Regions from separate parts of the Mus musculus genome. Here region 2 is linked to region 1. Evidence: chromatin loops called from intact Hi-C (ENCODE). Cell type or tissue: left cerebral cortex. All regions are shown on one strand. Links, peaks and the distances in the headings refer to the core of each region. The heading gives the core; the rest is flanking DNA. Region 1 overlaps Dlg2 (discs large MAGUK scaffold protein 2). Region 2 has its middle 35 kb from the start of Tmem126b.

Region 1 (9,663 bases), core at 1,233-9,232:
TGATAGTGCTCCACATAAGTACAGACTAACAAAACCTCCAATACAAGTCATGAGAACTCTCCCTTCAAATGGTTGGATGGGATGCTCTAATGAATCCCAAAGCAATAAGGCTTATAGATGCATCCCTTTGTTGTCTCTCTGGAGCTGAGGGTTGGTCCCCATTGCTGAGGACACTGTACACCTAAGATAAAGGACTTGGATGTTTCAACCTGGATCTGACCTAGAAACCTCTCTCCTGTGGTCTCGCTTCCAGAGTTCCACAAAGCTGCCAAGGGAGGGGAATAATGAAAGAGTTGTAGCCAAGTGCCATACCTGTGAACCATGACAATGACCAGCATGGCAAGATATGTATAAATGGTGCAATACATGCCCTTGCATGGCTATTGTTTTGTATTTGTTTGGAGGGACTGAAGTTGCACTTAGGGCCTCATGCATGCTAAATAAAAACTCGGTCACTGGGCTATATGCTCCTCATGTGTAGATTTTAAATATACACATAGTGTTGACTAATAAAAGGAGTCAGGAATTTTTGAATAAAAGAGGGAACTACTGATTGATTGGCTTTAGGACTAATATAGGAGGAATACAATATGAATCCTGAACATTATTTTCTCTCAAAACTCAAATTCATAGCGGCATGATGAAAGGTCTCAAAAGACAGTTGATTACCGCTGACCAAATAAGCCAATGTCCATGTTGAAAATATAATAATGAGTGGATTAAAACATACCAGATAGGTTTAAATTTGTTAATGTAACAATAGTATTTAAGATTCCCCTTATTCTCAGTTTAGGAGAATGCTGGGGAACCTTCTTGTTGCGGGAAATATTAAAAAATGAACCCACCATGTTCTTGTACTAATGCTGACAGCAGAAAGACACAGGGCTCCAGCCAGGTGATCTCAACTCCGTGGTCTCTCTGCCCACCAACTCTCTGGTGGGCTGGAGCCTCCAAATTCCTCTCACTGCCATGCAATGACTGCCCACCCCATGGGTCAGCCATCACAACACCCAATAACTTGGTCGAATCAGAACTCTTAAAGCTTATAATTATGGTTAACCAGTCAGATTTATGTATCAATAAAATCACAATTTATAAGATGCCAATACTATAATTTCAGAGCCAGTGGATAATGATGAAAATTTCATCCCAATTATTCTAACCTTATGATATCATAACTACCTGTGGCTGGTTCAAGCCATGCTGGTCCACCTCCATTCTCCTTCCTCTATCTCCTCTGCTATGCTCTCCGTCTCTGCAACTTAAGGACTGTCTCCCTTTTCCTGTCTAATCACAGGCCTCCCGATGCCCTAATGTAATTGGACAGGGAAAATCCTGCAACACCTCCTTATTATTTTGGAAACTGATATACAGAGGGAAGGAATTAAATAATTATCCCGTTTGATACGAATTAAAATTTAAAGTAATTAAATAGTTGAAAAGAAATTTATCCTTAGAGCAGTTACCTACTTAACAAATTAGGAAGGGTGATAAAATATCATTGTCATCAATAAGTAAATCTGGAAAAAGTGGTCAGCAGAGGAAGCTTTATCAAAGGAAGATGGACCACATAGTAAGTAGTTTCTGATACAGGTACATCCTGGAACTCATGAAGGGGTCTTTCTTGAATTGAGCCTGGCTCCAGAAAAAATTCATTTTATAAGAACTACTAGACAAACAGCAAGAACAATACCAGCTAAGGGTGACTAAAAGACAAATAATCTTCTTTTACCTTATTTTTTCAATATTTTTCTGTCTGTGTCTGCATCTGGGTGTTTCTATTCCTGTCTTTGATTGTGTCTTTGTCTCTGTCTCTGTCTCTGTCTCCGTCTCTGTCTCCATCTCTGTCTCTGTGTCCTCCCTCTCATTTTGCTTCTCTTCCCCTGTGAGTAGATATTTGAATGTTGTATGTGAAGATCAGAAGACAATTTTGTAGCATCGGTTTCATCTTCCACTGTTATGTATGTTTTCATCTTCAGGTTTGAAGTACAAGTGTTTTATTTGCTGAACCAACTCACCAACCCTTATATAAAGAATTTTAAGAACCAAGTTAGAAGGGATAGGGACAAACATCGAGAAACTAATAAAGAGGTGTGTATAGCCTACACTTTATGGGTTATAAATTTCAGTTATAAACAAATTTCAGTTATAAACAGTCCTTCTGGGTCCACAATCATTGACACTTTATTCCCTGTACTGCAAAATATTTAAGATATATGTTGCTAAAGGTCTCCACAAAGCAGACAAATTAGGAGTCTATGTTAGAAAATACCATTTGCTCCCTGTTCCCCGGCAATAGATTATACCTAAGCAGATTGCATGCAGTGGAGGCTTAATGCATGCTTAGTGAATTAAATCATAATTATAGAGGGGAAGCATACAGATAAACATAACTGTTTTATATCCTGAATGTATATCAAGGTGAACTTTTGGAGTAGGAATCAAAAGTCTTTAATTTAAGGTCAGTTATATTATGACTGAGAAGTTTTGGGCTAAATGTAAAGGGGAGTTGAGGTAGCAAGAAAGAGTAGCATCGAGGTCTTCTTTGAATCCATAAATGACACCGAAGAACTTGTAAGAATTTAAATAATATGATTTGGGAAAATGTTGATTTGTTTCTTTCCCTCTTCGCTCTCCTAATCTAGACAGAGTTTAAAGGGGAGGAAGGGGCCCCACGTCTGTGTGGCAACGCCAACATGATAATGAACCATATGTGTTTGTGAGTCTTCATGGATATTTATGCATTTATTCTTTTTGTTGGCTGCAGAATATCATTGTAGTACCAACAGATAAGGATTATAACTGATGATAATATTACAGAATATTATTTTGACATACATAGACCATGAAGATGAGGTGCTTTTTTTCTTCACTTTAATATTTCTTTGAGAATGTCATCCATTACATTTTAATGTTATCCAACCTCTTCTTCCATCTCCTCTCAGATCTGTGCCCTTTTCTACCCACACAAATGTCTCCCCTTTTCCCTTTGTTAGCCCACTGATTGCAATTTGTGTGGCCTATACAGTTGTAGATATGTGGCCACCTACTAGAACATATCTCACCAATGATAACAACCTTAAAGAAAGCTGACTCTCCTGCCAGTTATAAATTGTCACTGATTTCTTAGCTAGGGGTAGACTTTATGTCTACTTCCCATTTACATGCTTAAATTTTGTCTGGCTTGGTGTTACTAAAGTCTTGTGCATGTTGTCACACCCACTATCGAATTCATATGAACAAATGTTGTATTGTTAAAATACCGTTTCTTAGAAGTCATCTACTATCTTTGGCACTTACAGTTTTTCCCGATCTCTCTTCCATGATGATACTTGAGCCCAGGAAGGAAGAGGTACAATAAAGATATCTCATTTAGAGTTGAGTATTTCAAAGAAACTTATTCTCTACAACTTGATTAGTGGTGGATTTCTGTGTTAATTGTCATCTACTATAAAAAAGAAACTTCTCTGATAGTGGTTGAGAGATGGCTGCGTTAATCTATGAGTATAACAATAATTGGTTAGGAGTTAGTTTAGCACTATGCCTATTTAACAAAATAATACCAGTAAGCTGCCCGCTAGAATTTATGACTCATTTAGCCACAAGTTCTTGGCCCTAATTGCAGTGAAAGGTATGATTTTCACCTTGTGGAGCAGGTCTTAAGTCCAATCAGAAAGAGGTGGGTTTTCCCATGGCATATATGCCATTATTGAAGCCCTGGGCATATCTTGCTTGGTAGTAGTTTTTGTAGCTTTCAGAGTTCATAGCTTGATAAGATTGGTGATTACTTTTTCCCTTTGGTTATATGCATTCTATCTCCCAGCAGGATGAAATCTAGCCTGGAGAGATGAACCTTCCAGGTTCATACCAGCTTGATTTCTCCTTGTTCTATGACACATGAATGTAATATCTTTAGCTATAGTTCTTACCCTTAAGTTCTGGAAGGTAACGAAGAGCAATAGCCTATAACCCTCCGCCTCTCTCCTCTCTGTCTCCTTCTCTGTGTGTATATGTATGAGAGAGAGAGAGAGAGAGAGAGAGAGAGAGAGAGAGAGATGGTCTATGAAATCCACTGGCCTGTAAGTCCAAAGAAGTAATCCATTCCTGTCACTTGACATTTTATTGCTAGTGATATCTTGTGGGGACATTATCATCCCTTTAAATGGCAATTCCATTTAAATACTATATAAATATTTCAATCAGGAAACTTCCCAATTAGTAGGCTTCAGTATAACTTTTTAAAACACCTTTAGTATCATCATTCTTGCAAGTATGTCTCCTGCTTCCTGACTCTGTCACCCACCCAGCTGCCGTCTTAGATATCTCTTCTGGTACATCTTGCTCTATATTCATCATAGGAGTTGTATGGGCAAGTGTGGAGGACATTAACTTTTGAAAATTTTCCACCCCTAATGGTATGGAAATATTTCGTTTTCTTTCATGTCATGTGGTAACAAAGATTGCACTCAGGTAACATCAATTGTACACTAGGTCTATGAACTGTATTTTGTGTGAATTATAGTGGCCCATTTGGTAAAGTATCACTTATCACCTCTGTAATATAGGCACTATAGTATGTCTTTAGATTATACCAGTAATTCGTAGGTAATATGCTCATGTATGAGAATACCTCTTGGCATTTAAAGTGCAATAATAGTTATTATCATTTATATTTTAACCTATATAATTAGATTTTAGGCTTCCTGACACTTAGGATATCTAACTTAAAGCTTGAGAAAAAAATACAATTTCATAAATATTGTATTAATTAATGAAATCCCGTTTAGAGAGGGTCTTTATATGGCACTAAAGTAACAAGGAAAAATAAACAAACCACAGCCAATATCTGAACTTGTCTCCAGTTATACAGAAAATATATAGGTTTAGTATTTCAAAACTTAAAAACATTTATATTTCCAAGGATTTTCTTTAAATTGTACATTGTATAGAAAATAGATCATATTTCTGATTTTGCCTGCAACAAGGTATTTGCTGACCAGATGTCACTGACTTACATTCAAAAGACACTGGGATTTGTATTTTTATATGGTGTACTTGATCCATATTTGGTAACTCCAAATTTAAATTGAAATTACTTTAAAATTGCACACATTGGGCTAAGATGAGCTCCAATTTGGCACTCAGTAAAGTGGTAGTGCCTTTTTTTTTTAATCCCTTTTCCTTCTCTTCTGATCAAGGTAGAAAGCATTTCACAATTCACGGACTGACTATCCTTTTGTTATACAACGACTTCCTTAGCTTTAGCTACCTGGCAGCTCTAAACAATCGAGCAGCTGCCATCTAGTGGACAAAATTTGTAATGGCGTTAAGGATGCTGAGCACAAAATTCATTGAGATGAGAACAGTGATGTTACTCATCACTGAGTATAGAAGGAGGAATTTACTAGACATATTCATACATTTCACAAAAGTGAAGCCATTTAACGCTGAATAATAAATCATCAGACATACAGGGGAACATCACAAAGTTTTAATTCTCTGTATAAAAAGGTAAAATATATTAAAACCTTATGAGATGCAACTAGAGACTTTTAGAATGACTCAAGGAAAAGGTCAGGAGGAGGAGGATGAGAAAAACAAAAAGAAGGAGAGCCAATACCAAATATTGGTAAAGATGATGAAGATGATTTACACATATTGCAATTGGGATACAGAATAGCTTAATCACTCTGGAAGACAGATCAGTAGTTTGCAAAGTTATTTTATGCAACATCTGCACACAAAGGTCTATTGAAGGTTTGTCTATATAATCCATAGCTGAATGGATAGCAAATGTCCACCCAGTGGTTAATGAATAAACAGTTGTCCATCTACCCACTGGAATACTTTCTTCCATTCTAAACAAATGAGTTATTGATATACATAATAACATAGATGACTCTCAAGTGAATTAGCTGAAAGAAACCAGACTACATAGTATGTAATTTCACTCATAGGACATTCTGTAAGCAAGAAACTCTGAAAATTGCAGCAAGCTCAATGATTATCAGCTGTGCAAGCATCAAACGAGGTAACGAGCCACAGTTAGAAGGAAACTTCTGGTGTAAAGGACATGTTCTGTATCTTCACTGATGGTTCCAATGATTATGTGAAGTTAAAAGTTTGTCAAAAACCATATACTTTTATACTTTGTAGAGCATGACTTAATAAATAGAAGGGCTAGTAAAATGTTTCAAAGCAGTAGCCTCAAGAGCTTTAAATTATGATTGCCAATCACTGAAAAGATGAAAGGCAGTCAGCTATCACATATCAAAGTTGCATGAGCCAAATGGAAAGAGGCTCAGACAAATAGAATGTAACACTTTTCATGCATACTCATAATAATTCTTTGGAAAATTGTTTTCAAAACTTCCAGTACTTAAAGTTTGGCCCTCAAGTTTATAAATGTATTCTAGCTGTAAACTCTGAGTTCTTTTTATTGCCTTATAAAACAGTAACTGTTCATTACTTTGTTACATGACATGCATATTCCAAGATAACATTTAATATTTTTATTATGCAAAATGTTCCTATAACTAACTATATAGCCTTGTGAGGAGGTGAAATCGTTGTTTGTATTTTTAAACCCTCTAATATCATAAAAGTTACACCATCTTAAAAGCTTAATTTTTTTAACTCTGGGATGCCATTGTATAATAACTAATCAGGCACATTTCTGAAAAATGAACTTTGCCATTACCTTGATATTTAATGGGTTGAGTAGAATTGAATATCTCGTGATGATATTTCAGTATTTTTAAATACATTAAAAATAAAAACAAGGGGTTGAAGAGATGGATTAGAGGTTAAGAGCACTGACCACTCTTCTAGAGGTCGGTGGTTCAATTCCCAGCAACCACATGGTGGCTCACAACCATCTGTAATGGGAACCAATACCCACTCTAGTGTGTCTGAAGACAGCAACAGTGTACTCCAATATATAGATTAAATAATAAATCTCTTTTTAAAAATAAAGTACTACAGGACAAGTTTTAAAAAATGAAATAAAAATAAATACAGCAAGCAAGTTGTAAGGTATAAAATAATATGACAGCTCACTCCATAAAAGCCAGAAATGGGTAATAGAAACATCTCGAGTTAGAAGGAGGTTGGTTTCAGAGCTCAGTTTCTGTGTGTGTGCACTGGAAATAATTAGCATGTAAAGTATTTATATTTCCAATTTCTAGATGCACAAGATTGCTTCAAGATACTTTTTTTTTTGAAAAGTGGCAGGATTTAAGATTCAAAATTATTCCCAATATCTTGCTTACATTATTATCTTAGCATCCTTTCCTTATTCAGAAGCAAGCATGCCGTGTGCTGAATTGCTCCTGACAGTACATTCCTGTCCTAGAAAAACCAGTTTGGGAAAGGTGTAAGGGAGCAGAATTCATGGTCATAGCAGTCAACTTCGGAAAGAGTTCTGGTGCGGATACTCACCGTTTTCAGACATTGGGAGTCTGGAATTTTGTATACATGGAGTCTGATAGGTTGTTCTTCCTTTCCAGTTTCCTAATGATGTCAATCATTCTATAGTATAGTTTCATTGAAAAAGAATTTGATAACGAGTCTAGAGAAAGCAAGGATTTCATTAATTCAGAGTTCAGTTTTCAAATGGGAAGTGATTTTATCAACTTTCACTCAGAATGCTTTGAAGTTCTCCATGTTTGAAACATGTACAATGTGACAATCACTTTTTTTAAAATTTAATTTTACACAATAATATATTATACTTGGAGTAATTCCACTGTCCAGATGAGGAAAATTAGAGGTTTGACTATATGGGATGCCATGTTCTAAGACAAAGCAGTATGTTACAGAATAATTCACATTCATGGCTCTGGAAAAGTTAGAGGTTTGACTATATGGGATGCCATGCTCTAAGACAAAGCAGTATGTCACAGGATAATTCACATTTATGGCTCTAGAAAAGTTAGAGGTTTGACTATATGCAATGCCATGGTGTAAGACAAAGCAGCATGTCACAGGATAATTCATATTAATGGCTCTGTTTTAACACCTATTGTAGTTTCTGTGTCTAATTTGAATTTTAATGACAATAATTTCACTTCCCCTTGAATAATAGACAAATTCTATCTTCCAACTTAATATACATTGAGGTTTCATGCCTGATAAAGAATAATCTGCAAAAATATCTACTATGCAAAATGTGTAATAGCTAAATCATTATATTTATAATTCACATAAGATTTCACAATTATTTTAAGAGTAAAATGATTGTGAAGAATGATTTAATAATTTTACTATGGCTGCCTCACCAACATCATGCTGGAGCTGAGATTCAAATCCAGATCGTTTAACTTTCAAAGCCTTTATTTTATGTGGTGATGTCCTTGGCTTCCAGAATTCAATAGGTCTACTTTGAATATCAATTGCCTTGAAAATTAGTTTCCTTTTGCACTGTTATATTAGTATTATTGAAGGTATCTTTTTTCTTTTTACACTATATTGTAAGTGTCATAAAGATATAGATTATTTTTCTTGAGCTTCCTACTCTTCCTCTTTCCCTTACTCAAAACTTAAGCTAAACATTTTTTATAAATGCCTATAATACAGGGATTCAAAAAAGTGATTGATTGAATAAAATTAAACTATAGAATTTTTGACTAATTTAAAATGGGATGGAAGGCAGCTTTGTCTGGCAAGTTAGTTAATTTGTCCATCCATCAGTTTATTTGGCAGTCATTTGCAAATGGCTTACTTTGTTCTTCATTCTATGTCAGGTACATAGAACACAACACAAAAAAATCCAGTTTGTTTTATTCAAGGAACATTCATTCTAGTTGATTAATGTCTGTACCAAATCAGTTGCTAACTATTTTGACTATTGCACCTGACTGAGTTATTGACATATGATGATGGAGAAGAGAAACAGAAGTGATCATGATACTCATGGGAAATTCAAATAAACGTAAAATCACTACTGTGATAGGAAGGAAGGTGAAAACTAATATGTGGTGTGTTTCAACTTTCTCTAGTCTAATCTGGATGAAAAAAAAAAAGCCAGAATAGGAAAATAACATTAATTCCATCATTGTATAATGTTGCTTTTCATCTTTAAAGGTTAAGGCGCTGCTGCTGCTTTATGAGATGAATGTTGTTCTACAAGTACTGGTCATCTTCACAGCATTCTTCCAGTCTATGATACATGTGTCAGCAATGGCTTGGGTGTGATGTTCAAGGCCCCTGTAGAGGGAATACTGCACCTCATTTAGTGTATGCTGAAGGGTGCTGATGGTCATATGAAAATACTCATTAATGTCCTTTAAAATGTGTCCAGGTTACTTTATGAGTGCATATAATTATCTGGCTTTGAAGGCTCAGGATAAAATGCATAATGAAAAAAAAGTGATACTCAATAGAATAGAATAAACTTATTTTACTGATAGAACAAGCGCCGAACATGACAAATTTATTTTCCAAAGGAAACTCTCTTGACTGCTGATGCCTTGCATCAGCATTGATTGACCTACGAGACTAAACATCTTATGTGAGTTATTTGTGTTTCTTTCTCTTTTACTTTCTTTTCAGTTGTTTTTTGGTAAAAGGATATAAAATCAAGTGTCTAAGTAGCTAAAAATTAGCCAAGTATAGTAAAATATATTTTACACATTTCTGATTACTTGAAGACTTGTACACACA
Region 2 (9,663 bases), core at 1,066-9,065, 720 kb before region 1:
AGTTAAGACTGGCTGTCTTTGGGGAGCTTGAGCTTTTGAGAACTGGTTTAGGAAGAATATTATCAGATGATTTTAGATAAATATACATGTTTAGAAATATAATCATTTGATAACACTATTACCTAGAGGACAAGAAGGCAGATGAGAGACTATCAACTACATTTTGCCATTGTTTTAACTGAGGGATAAATATCTTGGCAGAGAGCCTATAGTGTGTCTGGAATTTCTCTAATAGATCTAGAAAAGGCTGCTACGTAATAACCTGCATAGCAAGTTGCTCTGGCTGGCCCTTTAAAGTCAGTTGGTCACATAGACAGCAGAGGAATGCTAGCTCTGACTCAGTCAGAGAGATGCACCTAACCCGCAAGAGGCTGGAGGTCCCAGGGTGTGGGGAGGTCTGGTGGGGTGGGAGTGGGAGGTAGGGACATCCTTGTGGAGACTGAGGGAGGAGGCATGGGACGTGAAACAGTTAGAGGGTGGACGTAGAGGGGGACAAAGTCTAAACTGTAATATATATATGTTATATATGTAATATATGCATATGCATTAATTTGAAAAAGTCAGTTGGTATTAAAAGCAAGTACAAAGAATGGAGCATCATACAGCAAAACACAATTTTCTGTTGAACTCTATGTGGGAAGCAAAGTATTGGCCATTAAGTTATTATTATGGACCACTTCACTGTGTATTTTTCTTAAGGTCTCCACATGTGTCCTGAGGAAGATTCTCATCTTTCTAAAAGCTTAGACAGACAGCCATTGATAAATAAGATATTTTTTATTGTCTATAACTTGATTTCTCCTCCCTCCCTGTACCTCTCTTTGTTACAAATAATGAAAGGTTGTGGCTTTAACCATTGGTCTAATATTCATATAGCCAAGGCATTGAAATAATACCATGAATACCTAGCTAATTTCATAAACAGGACTCATAATGCCAAAAGCCAACACAAATGGATGATGGAGTGAAATGCTATTCTGAGGTCTTTGCTGCAATATTTCCACGTGACCAGGAAACCAAGCCCTTCATAAATACACGAGGAACATCACTTTAGATATAAGTATTTTTTGGTAGTCTTTCATCATTTGCTTAAAATGTTCTCCCTGAGACAACAGTAATGCTTTTTAAAATTTTAAACTGTAATTTTATCAGTTTATAAGGGTAATATACATTTTAGAATATTTTTGAATAAAGAAAGTAAAGGAATATAAAAAAGCAATGGTAAGATAGTTTAGCTTGTGGTAAACAGCGGGGCAAGCCTGGAGCATGGTGAATTGCCTGGTGGCCTTTCTTCCTTGCCTCTCCAGTTCCTTTGTGATTTGCTTTGAGTTCTCATTCACCAGAAGCTCACACTGGAATAAAGTACTTTGAAAGCTAACAATATATTTTTTCCAAACATATAAAGAACATGACGTATTTACATATGACATATGTAAATATATCCATTTTTGCATTTATATAGATAATTCTCTACTTTCTTAAAATTTTGAGAGAAAAATGAGTAGCAAAAGATAAACAACTTCATCCAAGACAGTATGTTTTATTTTACTTGTCTATGTATTTATTTGCTATGCTTAGCAGAAGCACAGTAGCCTGTACTGCCCATTCACAAGCACAGTGCAGTTGCAAAGATATGTTCTTTGCTTGAGTATGCTGGTGACTATTGTTAAAATATCTACAAAGGGAAATTAATAAAACAATCGAGAATACGTCCATTATGTTTAAAGGATAAATATACTAACTAATGAATGCTCCAGTGTTATAGCTTCAGTATAATAAAAAAATGTTAAGTTTTGAAAAATAGAAAATCAGTTTACTTTCAACATGCTAAAAGCTACATTTCTAGATGTTATGGTGACATCTTGTGGTCTGCTCAGAAAAAAAAAATTATCCAATAGATTATCACAGTTTGTAGTTGTTACACTGTCGGCACTTTCCAGAGTGTGAATACAATTCATAGTGTGAATCTTTAATATTATTAATAAGTGTTTAATAACTTTGATTCATAATAGTAAACAATCATTTAAAAATATTTGTTATGAGCTAGAGAGTTTTTCTAGGCAAAATAAAAAGTACTGAACTGTATGAGACAATGTTTCCTTTTATGAGCAAATGAAGATGAAGTAGGAAACAGAGATGTTATATAGTTGCTTAATAATTTATAATGGTGTTATGGCTAGAAATAAAAATGTATGAGAGTTTTTACCATGTGTTTGTTTGAATTTAGAAATCTGTATAATCACATTATATCAATTCTTTGTGTGTGTGTGTGTGTGTGTGTGTGTGTGTGGTGTGGTGTGTATTCATGTGTGTGCACATGGAGAAGCCAGAGGAAGATATTGGATGTTATGATGTATAATCCTGCTTATTTTCTTGAGGTGGGGTCTCTCACTGAACTTGGAACTATGTTGTCAGGTGGCAAACCCAGAAACCCTATCTCTATCTACCCTTTGGGGTTGCATACCCTCATAGCCGTGCAGGAATTTTATGTGGGTTCTTGGGATTTGAATTCTTTTAGCCTGTGCTGCTATCTTCTGAGCACTGCATTATACTAACTCTTATGTAATATTATTTCAAAGTAAGACCTACTTAAACATATTATGGCTGTAACTATGAATTATGTGTATTTTTGTCATCTGACCATCAAGAAATCAAGACATTTTATAAGATTACAGTGAATGGTACAAGTGTTGTACAATTATATGACTTTAGATTAGCTCCACTCTAATCTTTCAGAGCAAGTCCTCACACTGGCTTTTGTGTCAGCAGCACCAATCACACATCAACGGGTGTAGCTTTGTGTCTCACCTCAAAAACTACTAAATCACAGACTCAGAATTAGGGCTCAGCAAATAGTGTCTTAATAATGCTTTTGGATGATTTTGAGGCATGCCAAAAGTGTGATCTAGGTGCTTAGAAGTATGGCCTTTCAGAGAAATTAACATGGTGTTTGAATGTTACCCATGAACTTGGAAGAGAATGGTATTTCTTTTTTCTTGCATATTGTAAACATTTGGTTTAGTTCTTTAACAAGATGAGTGAACTTTTAACATTCTTAAGTCTATTGAGAATCCATAAATTTACAGATATTATGGAATCAAGTTTCTCTTTAAAATAAATAGCATTCTGAAATATTTACATGATCCTGCCTTTAGATATTAAATGATGGTTTCTACCTGTGTTGCTGTGAATAGAGAAAAGCAAAGTTACCTGGAGATTCTTCTGTTAGGTCATATGCAAAAGGTGCACTCACTGGGCAATACTTGCATGTGCTCCAGTGGAACAAAACTGCATATTATGGATTTTCAAATAAGTCTTGAAATTTTCATTATACTTATTTGTGTGTGTGCATGTATGTGTATGTGCATGTGCATGTGTGCACTGGCACATGTGCCATAGCAAGTACGTGGAGGTCAGAGAATAAATGTGAGAACTGGCTCTCGCTTTCTGCCTTGCAGATCCTTGGAATCAAACTCAGGGTGTGAGGCTCCATGGCGAGTGCTAAGTCACCTCTCTTGCCTCTCCATTAAGTATTTATTGGTTAGCACAGGGAATGCTATATTCTTGGATGCTAAAGCCTATGGTGGCTCTTTGCTTTTTTACTCATTTAAATAAATCAATTAGGGATATTTAAGTTATAACAATCTGAGTAATAATAGTTCACAATGTATTTATGAAGTTTCACTTAGTTACATAGACATGTACGAAGTCCAAATTGAGGACCTTAGGGGAAAACTGGCCCCTAAAGTCAAAGTAGTATTAATACATATGTACAAATGTCGTCAGTATGTAATTGATAATTAGACTCTAGGGGTTGAAACAAAGTGCTACAGGAGTTCAGAGAAGCCTGAGTGACTCTAGAGTGATGCTGGAAAGGGATACTTTGTTAAACCCAGCTCTTGTCTCTGATAGGACTGGCTCTAGAGGAGAGGCCAGAGAAGGGTATTTTTCTCATCCATTCAATAATCCATTTATAAGACATTACTGGGACACTGTGCAAGCTTCTCTTATACATGCTTTAGAGACAAGAATTAAATGAAATTTTTTTTCCATTTTTTATTAGGTATTTAACTCATTTACATTTCCAATGCTATACCAAAAGTCCCCCATATCCACCCACCCCCACTCCCCTGCCCACCCACTCCCCCCTTTTGGCCCTGGTGTTCCCCTGTACTGGGGCATATAAAGTTTGCAAGTCCAATGGGCCTCTCTTTCCAGTGATGGCCGACTAGGCCATCTTTTGATATATATGCAGCTAGAGTCAAGAGCTCCGGGGTACTGGTTAGTTCATAATGTTGTTCCACCTATAGGGTTGCAGATCCCTTTAGCTCCTTGGCTACTTTCTCTAGCTCCTCCATTGGGAGCCCTATGATCCATCCATTAGCTGACTGTGAGCATCCACTTCTGTGTTTGCTAGGCCCCGGCATAGTCTCACAAGAGACAGCTACATCTGGGTCCTTTCAATAAAATCTTGCTAGTGTATGCAATGGTGTCAGCGTTTGGATGCTGATTATGGGGTGGATCCCTGGATATGGCAGTCTCTACATGGTCCATCCTTTCATCTCAGCTCCAAACTTTGTCTCTGTAACTCCTTCCATGGGTGTTTTGTTCCCAAATCTAAGGAGGGGCATAGTGTCCACACTTCAGTCTTCATTCTTCTTGAGTTTCATGTGTTTAGCAAATTATATCTTATATCTTGTGTATCCTAGGTTTGGGGCTAATATCCACTTATCAGTGAATACATATTGTGTGAGTTTCTTTGTGAATGTGTTACCTCACTCAGGATGATGCCCTCCAGGTCCATCCATTTGGCTAGGAATTTCATAAATTCATTCTTTTTAATAGCTGAGTAGTACTCCATTGTGTAGATGTACCACATTTTCTGTATCCATTCCTCTGTTGAGGGGCATCTAGGTTCTTTCCAGCTTCTGGCTATTATAAATAAGGCTGCTATGAACATAGTGGAGCATGTGTCCTTCTTACCTGTTGGGGCATCTTCTGGATATATGCCCAGGAGAGGTATTGCTGGATCCTCCGGTAATACTATGTCCAGTTTTCTGAGGAACCGCCAGACTGATTTCCAGAGTGGTTGTACAAGCCTGCACTCCCACCAACAATGGAGGAGTGTTCCTCTTTCTCCACATCCACGCCAGCATCTGCTGTCACCTGAATTTTTGATCTTAGCCATTCTGACTGGTGTGAGGTGGAATCTCAGGGTTGTTTTGATTTGCATTTCCCTGATGATTAAAGATGTTGAACATTGTTTCAAGTGCTTCTCTGCCATTCGGTATTCCTCAGGTGAGAATTCTTTGTTCAGTTCTGAGCCCCATTTTTTAATGGGGTTATTTGATTTTCTGAAGTCCACCTTCTTGAGTTCTTTATATATGTTGGATATTAGTCCCCTATCTGATTTAGGATAGGTAAAGATCCTTTCCCAATCTGTTGGTGGTCTTTTTGTCTTATTGACGGTGTCTTTTGCCTTGCAGAAACTTTGGAGTTTCATTAGGTCCCATTTGTCAATTCTCGATCTAAATGAAATTTTTATAAACAATTTATATTTATAGTTCCTGGAAGTGATACACAAGAAGAATGGAGGCTTCGATGGGTGAGAAAGAGGCTTAACTTTAAATGTGCAAATTTCTTTAGGAAGTGGCCCTCGAAATGCTGAAAATTATAGAAATTCTATGACAATTAATGGCACTTTAGAAAGTGGGTATGACTGAAGATGGATTTTGATATTTACACCTTTAAAAATGCCCTTTGTATGCTGGGTAGGGAGTCTCACTGGATCCAGATCTTTACAGTAGAGAATAGAGTGTGAAGCATCAAACATGGCTCAGACAATTGTTTTAATCACCTTTGTTAAATAGCTATCATCTGGGTGAGAGTCATTGAGTGTCTCATGCCTGGAAAGATAGAACATCTCCTGTTTGATGCTTTGGATCAATTACTATCAAGAGGTTTCAATGCCATTCTTGGTTCAGGACTTTTGTGTATTACTGCAAGATTTATGTCACCAGATGGCACCATTTAACTAAAGTTATGTGCTTGGGCTGCTCATAAAGTGGTTGCTGCTTGGATTTGTTCTATAGCTGAAACAGGGGAAAAATTACTCTGATGGTATATGAGACTTATCTTAAAGAGAGTCTAACCCAGTGTTTTTTGGAAGCATGACAGAATCTGGTGATTTCTTTTTGGTATGTAGTGGAAGAAAACTTGAAGCTGGTCTCCACCGTCAGTATGTGGCAGTTGGGAGAAAGAATACTATAAGTTTTTTCCTATTTGGGTTTTCTATAGATAGTATACTCATTTTATTAATATTATACCCATGAATCATTTGGCTGCTGAAATATTTTCAGGGAGTATATATATATATATATATATATATATATATATATATATATATCCATATGTACATATACATATATGTATACTAAACAGAAAGACAATATTTTTTATTATTATCTTTAATCATTTTTTTTACAGTCCAGTTATTATCCCCCTCCCATTCCACCCTCTGACAGTTCCCCATCCCATTCCTCCTCTCTCTTCTCCAAGAGGATGTCTCCACATCTCTACACTCCCACACCCTCTTACACCCTGCCAGGCCTCCCTGGGACCTCAAGTGTCTCAAGGGTTAGGTACATCTTCACTCATTGAGGACAGACCAGGCATTCCTCTGCTGTATACGTGTTGGGGGCTTCATATCAGTGTCTGAGATATCTCGGGGGTCCAGGTTAGGTGAGACTGCTGGTCTCCCTATGGGGCTGCCCTCCTTCTTAGGTTCTTCCAGACTTTCCCTAATTCAACCACAGGGGTCACTGACTTAAGTCCATTGGTTGGGTGTAAGTATCTGCATCTGTCTCAGTCAACTGCTTATTGGGCCTCTTGGAGGACAGCCATGCTATGCTCCTTTCTGTAAGCATCAGTAATAGTGTCAGACCTTGGAGCCTTCCCTTGAGATGGGTCCCAATTTGGGCCTGTCACTGGACCTCCTTTCCCTTAGTCTCTTCTCCATTTTTGTTCTTGCAGTTCTTTTAGACAGGAACAATTCTGGGTCAAAGTTTTTGACTATGGGGTGGCAACCCCATTCCTCCACTTGATTCTCTGTCTTTCTACTGCAGGTTGGTTCTATAAATTCCCTCTCCTCATTGTTAGGCATTTTATCTTTGAGTCTTGAGAATCTCTCACTTCCTAGATCTCTGCTATATTCCAGAGGGTTGCACCACCTTCCACCTCCCAAGGTTGTATGTTTCCATTAATTCTGCTGGCCATCGGGGCTTCACTCCTCGTCCCCCAATATCTTATCATGTTCGCCCCTTCTTCTGCCCTTCCCACTCCCCTCTCCCACCCAGTTCCCTCCCTCTTTTTGCTCTCTGCTTTCTTCTCCCTCCCAAGTGGTATTGAAACATCCTCACTTGGGCCCTTTGACTTGTTAACCTCCTTGAGTTCTGTGGATTGTATCCTGGGTATTCTGTACTTTTTTGACTAATGTCCACTTATTAGTGAGAACATACCATGCACATCCTTTTGGGTTTGAGCTACCTCACTCAGGTTAATATTTTGTAGTTCCATCCATTTGCCTGCAAAACTCATGATGTCCTTGTTCTTAATAGCTGAATAATATATCCCATTGCGTAAATAAACCACATTTTCTGTATCTCTTCTTCTGTTGAGGGACATCTGGGCTGTTTCCAGCTTCTGACTACCCCAAAACTCTTAGCACATTCTGCTATGAACATAATGGAGCATGTGCCCCTGTGGCATGGTAAGTCATATTTTAAGAATATGCCCAGGAGTGGTATAGCTGGGTCTTCAAGTAGATCTATTTCCAAGTAGAAAAACAATCTTTAAAGATTATTTTTAGAAGCAAATCCTTTAAGATGGTCTAAATAAGCATAGCAACAATAGATAAAGGCCATCAACAGAGTATACATTCTATTCAGTTATATAATAAATAAGTGTAATATAGATAATAACTTAGTATAGACAGTTATTGTAAGGAAGGGAGCACTTGTCACTTGGTTCCTGTCCTCTTAAGCACAGTCACTTTTACCTCTTGTTCCTGTACAATGTGCTAAGAGTTTTGGGGTATCACATACTATACAGTATTATTATTCACTGGAGTGTGCTCTCTCTTAGGAGTCTATGAGCTTCTTGGAGGTAGGGGCTCAGCTGGCTCTAATGAAGCTGATGGAAAAAGCACATTAAACTTCTTTTATTTGAACAAATATATTTCAACTTCTGCTTCCTAAGAGACACTATGTCAGGCTCTAGGGACGTGGTAACAAGGCTATGACGCCTGTTTTCATGGTGTTCATGGTCTGTTAAATGGGACATGCTTTGAAGCTATGAGTATTCAGATGAGAACCCATTGGAGGAAACACAAAACCATGAGAAGTTTCTTCAACTGATCAAGATCGTATTATTCTGTAGTCAGAAACATTTGAAAAGAGGGCTGGTGGGATGTTCAACATACTTCCTGTTCCTCTAGAGGATCTGAGTTTCATCCTCAGAACCCACATCATATGGTTCACAATTGCCTATAACTGTTTTTTAAAAACATTTTTGGTTGTTTAATAATTTTGAATAGGTTGATTTTTTTCTTTTTTAAAATTCAATTTAATTGTTTTTACTTATTCACTTTACTTCCTGCTCACTGCCCCCCCCCCCAAGTCATCTCCTCTCACAATCCTTCCTTCATCCTTTCTCTCCTCCTCTGAGTGTGTGTGGACCCCTGGGTATCTCCCCCTCCACTTCCTCCCCCAGCACCTCATGTCTCTATGAGGCTAGCTGCTTCCTCTCCCACTGAGGACAGACAAGGCAGCCCAGCTAGTAGAACATATCCCCATGTACAGGCAACAGCTTTTGGGGTCGCCCCTGCTCCAGTTGTTTGGGACCAACATGAAGGCCAAGCTGCACACCTGCTATATATGTGCAGGGAAGTCTAGGTCCAGCATGTGGATGTTCTTTGGTTGGTGGCTCAGACTCTGAGAGCCCCAAGGGTCCAAGTTAGTTGACTCTGTTGGTCTTCCTGTGGAGCTCCTATTCCATTTGGGGCTCACAATTCTTTCTCCCATTCTTCCATAAGAGTTCCCAAGCCCAGGCCGGGCCTGGTGGCGCATGCCTTTAATCCCAGCACTGGGGAGGCAGAGGCAGAGGCAGGCAGATTTCTGAGTTCGAGGCCAGCCTGGTCTACAAAGTGAGTTCCAGGACAGCCAGGGCTATACAGAGAAACCCTGTCTCGAAAAGCCAAAAAAAAAAAAAAAAAAAAAAAAAAAAGAGTTCCCAAGCTCCATCTAGTTTGGCTGTGGGTATCTGTATCTATCCACTGTACCTGTCTGCAAGCATTGCCCATGGGATGGGTCTCTATTTGAGCTGGTTATTGGTTGGCTATTTCCTCAGTCTCTGCTCCCTCCCCTATGCTTACATTTCTTGTAGACAGGATAAATTTTGGGTTTAAAGTTTTATGGGTGGGTTGGTGTCTCTAATGCTCAACTGGAGTTCCTGTCTGGATACAGAAGGTAGCCTCTTCAAGTTCCATACCCCCAATGTAATGAGTCACAGCTAAGGTCACCTCAATTAATTCTTGGGCACCTCTCTTATCCCAGGTCTCTGTCTTGTCCTGGAGATGCCACCCTTCTCCTCACCCCTGTCAATTGC

Evidence for each region. Peaks named below come from ENCODE experiments on the same cell type or tissue, not always from the same donor. Only the 100,000 strongest peaks of a DNase experiment are listed, where the experiment ranks them.
Region 2: a loop joins it to region 1, with 16 times the contacts of the local background. A loop is called at or near these places in 17 of 42 quality-filtered maps.

Annotation. Positions count from the first base shown.
Region 1 is chr7:91,221,349-91,231,011 of GRCm38, forward strand. All of the region lies in intron 1 of Dlg2 (discs large MAGUK scaffold protein 2), which reads left to right. Among named protein-coding and RNA genes, the nearest start is that of Gm24552, 17 kb to the right of the region's middle. In left cerebral cortex, for the core only: a CTCF peak has its summit at 5,312 (motif pointing left); a DNase peak (open chromatin) is centred at 5,305; H3K27ac peaks cover 696 bases.
Region 2 is chr7:90,506,464-90,516,126 of GRCm38, forward strand. It overlaps a transcript of Dlg2 not described here. Among named protein-coding and RNA genes, the nearest start is that of Tmem126b, 35 kb to the left of the region's middle. In left cerebral cortex, for the core only: CTCF peaks have their summits at 1,849 (motif pointing left) and 6,025 (motif pointing right); DNase peaks (open chromatin) are centred at 1,876 and 6,039.